Regions from separate parts of the Mus musculus genome. Here all the other regions are linked to region 3. A link is a loop called in an ENCODE intact Hi-C map of the cell type or tissue named here. Cell type or tissue: left cerebral cortex. All regions are shown on one strand.

Region 1 (2,500 bases), 280 kb after region 3:
TGATAAAAACAATTTAATAGAACAGCAATTTCAATATTTTTTAAAAATAATGTTTCATAGTTTAAAAAGTAATCAGATCAACATAACCTTCTTAATTAACATTTCAAAATGATTAACATTATGTAACGTAATGCGAAAATAATTTATGGGAAATGTATTTACTTCACAATTCACTGTACCATTGCTCCTTGACCAAATTCAAATTAAATAGTAATTGGTTTACATTCTTATATGATGAGTGCTTCATAGTTTTCTTTATAGTTAACAGATTGCCACACATTCTTTCCAGTATGTGGGCCACTGCACTGATTAAAAATGATCTAAACATTTAACTTATTGTGCTTGCATGTTTTTAAAGATACTTTTTAATTTTAGACTGAATTATCCAGTATATTTATTTTTTTGCCTTTATCTGGACTATATCACATTTTGAAGTGTTTACTAAAGCACCTCTTTTCACATGGAGGCCACTTCCTGTATGGTACTGTTCCCCTTTTCTGGCTAGTGTAATAAAACCATTCCTTTTATAGCATGCCATTATTAGAAACCAATTTCAGAATTATTTATAACCTGGAATGGCTTATTAAGCAGCAATGCGAGAATCATGCAAATTACGCGATCAAATGCAATATAATAAGCATAATCATTAGTCTCTAGCACGGATTAATTAACTTTCAATATTTTATTTACATAAAAACCAAATCAGTGAAATAACTTCTGCACAGTCAGGCTTGCCTTTCAATATTTTATATGAACAAAAATAATGTGCTGTAATTCCATTGACCGTGTCCCCTAGAATGGCCCTGTCACCTGCCACATCTTAATAGGGGGGACAAGCTGAGAGTATTTTCGAGTTTTCTAATGGAATGAGAAATTGCATTTTCTTCCTCTCCCAGCACTATTAAAGTGTAATGAATTCGGCCCAGAGTTCACGGCTGGCTGATCGAAATGAACCTGAGATCTAGGCTTTAATACAGCTCCCCAGATTTCCTCCCATATCTACACATTAATCATTTGCTGGATTCCAATGAGGTCTTCATAAAGCATTTGCTTCAAGTGTGTGTGTGTGGGGGGGCATTCTTTCTTTCTCCCCCTCTTTTTCTATTCCTGAGCCATTTATAGCTGGGGAATTAAACGGGCTATATATTTTAAAATACATTTACAGTATGTCTATATTACTGTAACAGCAGATATCATGAAAGTGGATTTTTAGATTCCAACCTCCATTAGATTCTCACTGTTGTATTAAGCATTTTTCTGAGGAGAGCTGCATTTCAAACTGAGTGCAAAGTTGGGTCTTTGGCTGTGGTTAATGGATTTCCTGGAGTTGTCATCAGTGCATTCCAAAACTCTCCCTTAGGTTCTGTCTGCATCTTAACCCGACATGCTCTAGTTTCCAAGTGGAAACATTCACATTTTAAAAAACATATGCATCATAGCTTGGAATTGAGGTGTTCAGATTCCATGCAGATTTTTCCCCCTTGAATCTCAGTAAACCATGAAACATTAAAAATTTTGTAGCCATCATTTGACTACTAACCCTCAAACATAATTGAGCATGATTTTTCGATTATTCCTCTAATATTTTGTCCTTTAACAGTGGTTCTTTCTGGATTCTGCAGTACTGTTTGCTCTTGAAACTCTGCTGAGCAGTGTTTTTTGTTTTTGTTTTTGTTTTTTTCTCTGTTGCTTCTTTCTCCAAGCCTTTGTCCAATTTACCATCTTCAAAACACTGACCATTTAGGATTCACTCGCTCTGGGGAGTGGTAGGAATTGGTCCTGACTCTCCCTTTCAAAATGTTCCTAGGAGGCTGCAAGTTTCAGACACAGCAAGTTTCAGTCAAGGGTGTCCTCTTGCCCAACTTCCCACACTAGTGTCAGCTAGGTGCTGCAAAGGGTCTTTGGGACCTTAGGTCTCTTCACTGTCCACCCAAGGCCAAAGGCTGCTAACAGCTCCATCCAGCTGCAATCATCATCATCGGGCCCTGAAGCCTCATTAGTCCCCGCACCACAGCTCTAGAGCTTGCGCTAAGGAAGCTTACCCAGCATCAATATAGGGTTAAGCAGCAATGTGGGAAATGGTGTACAAACTAGAGAAAGATAAAGTGCTGGAAGAAGCCCTAGGTAAGATAGGAAGGCAAGGCAGACTCAGAGAGGATTGTAGACTGCAAAACTATTCACACTGGTAAGCAAAGTGTATGCTTGCTTGCACCGCTATAAATTCTTGATTTACCAAGAATGAAGGCAGGTATATCCATACCCTCGACACTTCAGCTTGCAAATCATCTACTACATAGATTGGATTACCAGATAAATCACGTGGGGGGGGGATTTGGAGAGTAGGGTGTGTGTGTTGGCCAAATTCTAAGAGGAAACTAGTCAACATCTGATCTGTGCCTGGCACCATTTTATATTTCGTTTCAGTAGTCATCCCGCTAACTAGATTTTGAATGAAAAGTCTGCTAACTAAACTCTCTGAGGAAGCCCCAGCCCCTTAAAG
Region 2 (2,500 bases), 270 kb after region 3:
GGGCGGGCCGGGCCTGCTGGGGACTTGGGCTATTTTGTGACTGCACCATCCACCCAAGCCTCATTACCACCTCTTAATGAGACCCCTTTACTCCGTGACGTGCAACCGCTCCATCTCATTAAGGAAATCGCTCTTCAATGCTGATTATTTTATTTGCAGCCATAATTATATTTCTTTCGGCTAAATCACGGTTTAATCGAGCCCACATGGAGGGCAGCAGCACTAATTACGGCGGGGGATGCGGCGGCGGCGGCGGGCGCGGGCCAGCCGGGGCGGCGGGGGTGCCGGGCGGCGGGCGCGGCCGCGGGGCGGCGGGCGGGGAGGGGCGCCGGCGGGGGGCGGGGGCCCGGGCTCAAACACAACAACTTATTACTTCTAATTCCCCAACTGTCACCAAATCACCTGCACGAAACAAGAATCTAATTTGTTAAGCTGGCATGTCTGCAGATGGAAGATCGATCTTCACTGTAGATTTCTCTAATTGAGTGAATATAGACGCCCGGAATTAGCTGCACTCGGGCTGCTGGGAGGGGACAAGGGACAGGGAAAGGGGGCCGGCAGGGGAAAGTGTGTGTGTGTGTGTGGGGGGGGGGGGTAGTGGAGAAGAGAGGGAAGGAAAAGAGAAAAAGAGAGGCAGGAGACACGGGTCAAAGAGGAGGGAGAATAGAAAGGATGAAAAGCGTGCAGGACGGAAAAAGAGGAAAGGGAGCGAAGGAAGAGGGGAGAAAAGAAAGCAAGAATGGAGGGAAAGTGGAAGAAAGAGAAAAATACTACTTGCAGAAGGCTAATTACCTATAGATTCCTGCCCCGCCCCCATCTCACCCAGCCAAGTGTAAAGTGACTGGCAAAGCCAAGACCCTTGTCATTCTGAGCCGGGACCAACTCCTTAGGAAAAGAGAGAGGTTGTGATGGAGAAGCCGGGGCGGGGGAAGTGGGTGGCAAGAATGCTGGCTTCTGGAAGAAATGGCTTACAGAATTACATTTGTTTTTCTTGTGATTTTATTAAAAGTCACTCCTCATCTCCAGAATGCGTGAAAATATCTACTTTCCACTCAGATACACCGCATTAACTTGTTGGAGGCAAATTTGTTTGTTTGTCTATTTTATTTATTTGCTACATAAGATTGATGCAGTCTTATTAGCGCTATATCTAGTTATAGAAAGAGTATAAGGATGAGACTTTTTTCCTTCTTATTCCAATTACTAGCCTTGTCACCTAACTGAATAACGGATACACGATTATTTATCCTAAGTAAATAGAGATGAGAAAAGCAACGAACTTAACACATGCAACAAAACCCGTGTGCCACTTATTATGTTCCGGGTGGCTAATTGGGCCCATTAAAATAACAGGGCAAACAGCAATGCCAGGGAAGCTAGGATAAACAGTACAGCCACAAGGCAGGAACTGATTCGTCATTGTCTGGTGTGGTTGTTTCTGCACTGAGGGCCTCTGAGCGGCAGTGGGCAGAAGGGGAAGACTAGAGAAAGAAGCAAGCTAGGGTCTTGGCGGTTCAGCTCTTGAAGAATCACGCAGGGGGACTGTCTGGAAGATCTGCTTTTAGTTTGCAAAAGCAAACGTGTGCAAACGTATTCAAAGAAAAACTATCTATCTATCCATCCATCAATCCACCATCCATCCATCACTTCCTGTATTGCCTCAAGCTCCCGGGTTATGACATTAGTTTGAGCCAGGTTTCTTGCTTCTGAGCGCCACTGGCAAACGCGGGCCCTGTAGGTGACCAAGCAATGGACCTGCAGTGCACTGCTCACAAAAGCGCATACACAAGTGCACAGGTCATGTATGAAACCCTGCTCTCAGTGTTGGAAGAAGAAAAAAGAATATTGAGAGCTTGGGTCTGTAGTCAAGGTTTTTGTTTTTGTTTTCCTTTAGATTAAGTCGGCTCTGTTTGGAGACAATACAGGCTAAGTGCGTCTTGACCTCAGGTCTCTCAGCTCCGGAGTTACGGAGGTCTTGAGGTTTGAGCTAGGCCCGTGCCTGTTTGACTAAGAATTACAGATGCTTCTCTCTGCCCTGAAGAGGCCCCACCAGAAGAGGAAGGAGTTTTTGCAGTGGACCGGCAGGGGCATTCAACCGAATCCTCCTTGGCTGTGGTCTCTGGCTGGCGACTCCTAGAGTTATCTCAGGCAGAGGAGTGTGGAAGCGCCCTTTGCTCTCTCAGCTCCTGTTCTACCTACCCACTCCGGTGAACGAGCCGCCGCTGGAGCAGTCTGAAATTCCGGGATGGTCATGTGATTGAAGGACCCTTACCAGAACAGGATGGACACTGAGATTTGGGGAAGCACCACTTCGGGCTTTTGAGGTTGATCTGAGAAATCCTGGTCACCATTGTTGCAAATGTTTTGGGTCTGGTTCTCCCTCCCTGCATTCCCCCCCCCCCCCCCGCACCTCCTTTGCGTCCCCTCCCTGCGTTTTAATCTTTTCTTCCATTCTGAAGTGCGCCTGAGCGATGCGATCTGATGTACAGTTGCTTTTGGG
Region 3 (2,500 bases):
CAGGGGCCTCTTAGCGGAAGAGCGCTTCTCCAAATTGAAATATAGCAGAGTTTACACTCCTGATTAGGGTTTCAAGCGCAGAGCCCAAGGCTATCAGCTAAGCAGAAACAACGCTCGCTGACACCTAATTGTCACTGGATTAATGTGCAAACAGGGACAGCGAACAGCAACAACAAATAACCTAGTGTCAGAGCCGTTAGTGGCAGTGTCCACTCGCAGTGACTTGGGGCCAAATTGGAGTTTATATGTCAAAACAGGCTCGGATCAATGTGTCGGGTTCCTCCTGCACTGGGCGGATTGTGTGGCGGGTGTTGATCTATGTGTGTGTGCGCAGGCATATTATGTGCAGGGGAGTGGAGGGGAGCAGGCAGACGGAGGAGGTGAAATGCCTTTCCATTAATTTTTTTTCTGCTTTATGCTCCCGAATTCACAGCTATTAAGATAAATTTATGTGAATCAGGTCTTTCTCTCCAGGATCTTGTGACTTTCGCCTGTCTCCATATAAAATTTAATAACCCTGTTTGTGAATCAAATCATTCCCACAACAACTGATCCAATCTGGGTTGCCACCTGTCTGGCTTTGGACAGGAGCGACTGAGTTGGGCAGCTGGGTTCCAGCTTTTGGTGGGGGTTGATGGTTGGTGGCTTCCTGGTAGGTTCCGTTGCCCTGGGGTTTCCCAAAGCCCAGCTAGAACTGATTGATGCATGCATGCAATAGGGAAGGCAGATCCCGGTATTTCCAAGGCTTTTCTTATTGTTGTTGTTTTAATGACTGAAGTAGTGTTAGCCTTATTAAAAACAAAACAAACAGACAAACAAAAAAAAACACCGGAACTCATAAGCAAAGATGAGGAAGAGGCAAGCAGTTCTTGAGCTTGCTCATTTTTCGCTGCAATTAGCCACATAGGAAGGAGGAAAGCCACAAATACATGAGTTATGTTCCTAAATGTATTTCTAAAGTTCTTAAGTTTTATTGAGCATGAAAGTTGGTCTTTCTCTGTGTTAAGGACTGAAGAAGCCTATACAACTAGCTAGTAGCTCAATGGTGCAAAGGGGTATGATTTAAACTTGACATTTGCGATTTTTTTTTTTACCGTAAAATATTGCTTTCTTTATTTCAGGACTTTAGTTGAAAACCTCGTAATTCCCTTTAAGCTCCATTTGATTGTCAATTGCACAACTCTCTCTAAAGCTCAGGCTTATGATTTTCACATACACGTGATGGATGCTTTCTGTGCCTCACTATGATGTAGTGGCCACAGCGGCCACTTATCTCTCCTGCATCCCTGGAAGCGCTTTATGGTGAGGCTAGGAAAGTGTTGTGACCTGGCTGTAACCTCAAATCCGCACCCTTTTGCCATATTTAGACTTCTGTGCCACCCCGTTTAATATATTTTCAGAATGTGGTATTCTGTATATTTGGCTAACAGGATAAAATAAATTTCAATGTTGAGAATTCTAATAAGTGGTCTCAGGAAGCCCATGCATCTCCTTAAGTGTGGCTGGTGGGTGGTATCCTTTGTGCGTGCGGCTGGTCCTGAGATGTAAGGGAACCCCCAATGTTGCTAAGAACCTGCTAGAGTCGTGAAGTACATCACAAACATATCAAATTCTAAGCTCGTCCAAGCTGCTGACTAGAGCAACCAGTTTGAGGTAAGGTTCTATGTGAGAATGATGCTTAACTAAAATATTACAAGTGGGTTGTGGATTTTAAGTTTTCTGAAAAGCTAATAAATTGTTATGGCAAGGGTTAGAATTCAGGCCAAAACATTTTTTTAATTCTGTTATAGCTGTGAACTTCTATAACTTGGGGGAATTATAGAAAGTGCTAAACTCTCCCACGGTCCTACTAACAGATGAAGAAACTGAGGCCCAGGAAGGTTATAGTTCTTCTCAAAGAAGACACACACACACACACACACACACACACACACACACACACACACAGAGAGAGAGAGAGGCTGGCCTCGAACTCAGAAATTCGCCTGCCTCTGCCTCCCAAGTGCTGGGATTAAAGGCATGGGCCACCACTGCCCGGCCACACGTACTTCTTATACACATAGCTTTATCAAGTAGATTACGTTGCTTAAAATACACAAGAAATAGACGTGGATTTTTATGGTTCTACCTTGTCAATAATAATTATTCAGTCAGTTATAAGCATTAATAGTTTTTCTGGCACAGACAGACCACTTGTCTAGTATGCACAAGGCCCTGGATTTGATCTACAACACTGAAAAAGCTTGTTGCATAAACCCTATTGATTTATTTATTGGTGCCCGGAATCAAACCCATGACCTTGAACATGCTAAGCAAGCAATCTGCCTCAGAGTTATATCCCAGCCAAAGTCTGACTTTTAAATTATTGCTCTAAGAAATAATAATGTAAGGGGGTGTTATTCCTTAGTTCTATATCTAGAAACTCTGCAACAGAATTAAATGTAAAGTTTCCAGGCTTTGAAGTGTTGGCAGGTTGTTGGCTGCTGGAGGTTGGGCTTCC

Evidence for each region. Hi-C counts contacts between places; a loop is a spot of excess contacts. Peaks named below come from ENCODE experiments on the same cell type or tissue, not always from the same donor. Only the 100,000 strongest peaks of a DNase experiment are listed, where the experiment ranks them.
Region 1: a loop joins it to region 3, with 3 times the contacts of the local background. A loop is called at or near these places in 4 of 42 quality-filtered maps.
Region 2: a loop joins it to region 3, with 2.7 times the contacts of the local background. A loop is called at or near these places in 6 of 42 quality-filtered maps.

What each region holds. Positions count from the first base shown.
Region 1 is chr13:94,879,388-94,881,887 of GRCm38, forward strand. The region is part of intron 2 of Otp (orthopedia homeobox); the gene reads left to right. Among named protein-coding and RNA genes, the nearest start is that of Otp, 5.0 kb to the left of the region's middle. In left cerebral cortex, no CTCF peak of the experiment used is centred here; DNase peaks (open chromatin) are centred at 1,201, 1,374, 1,861 and 2,391.
Region 2 is chr13:94,868,886-94,871,385 of GRCm38, forward strand. No RefSeq gene overlaps it. Among named protein-coding and RNA genes, the nearest start is that of Otp, 5.5 kb to the right of the region's middle. In left cerebral cortex, no CTCF peak of the experiment used is centred here; DNase peaks (open chromatin) are centred at 1,488, 1,697 and 2,011; H3K4me3 peaks cover 151 bases.
Region 3 is chr13:94,596,527-94,599,026 of GRCm38, forward strand. No RefSeq gene overlaps it. Among named protein-coding and RNA genes, the nearest start is that of Gm32305, 99 kb to the right of the region's middle. In left cerebral cortex, no CTCF peak of the experiment used is centred here; no DNase peak of the experiment used is centred here.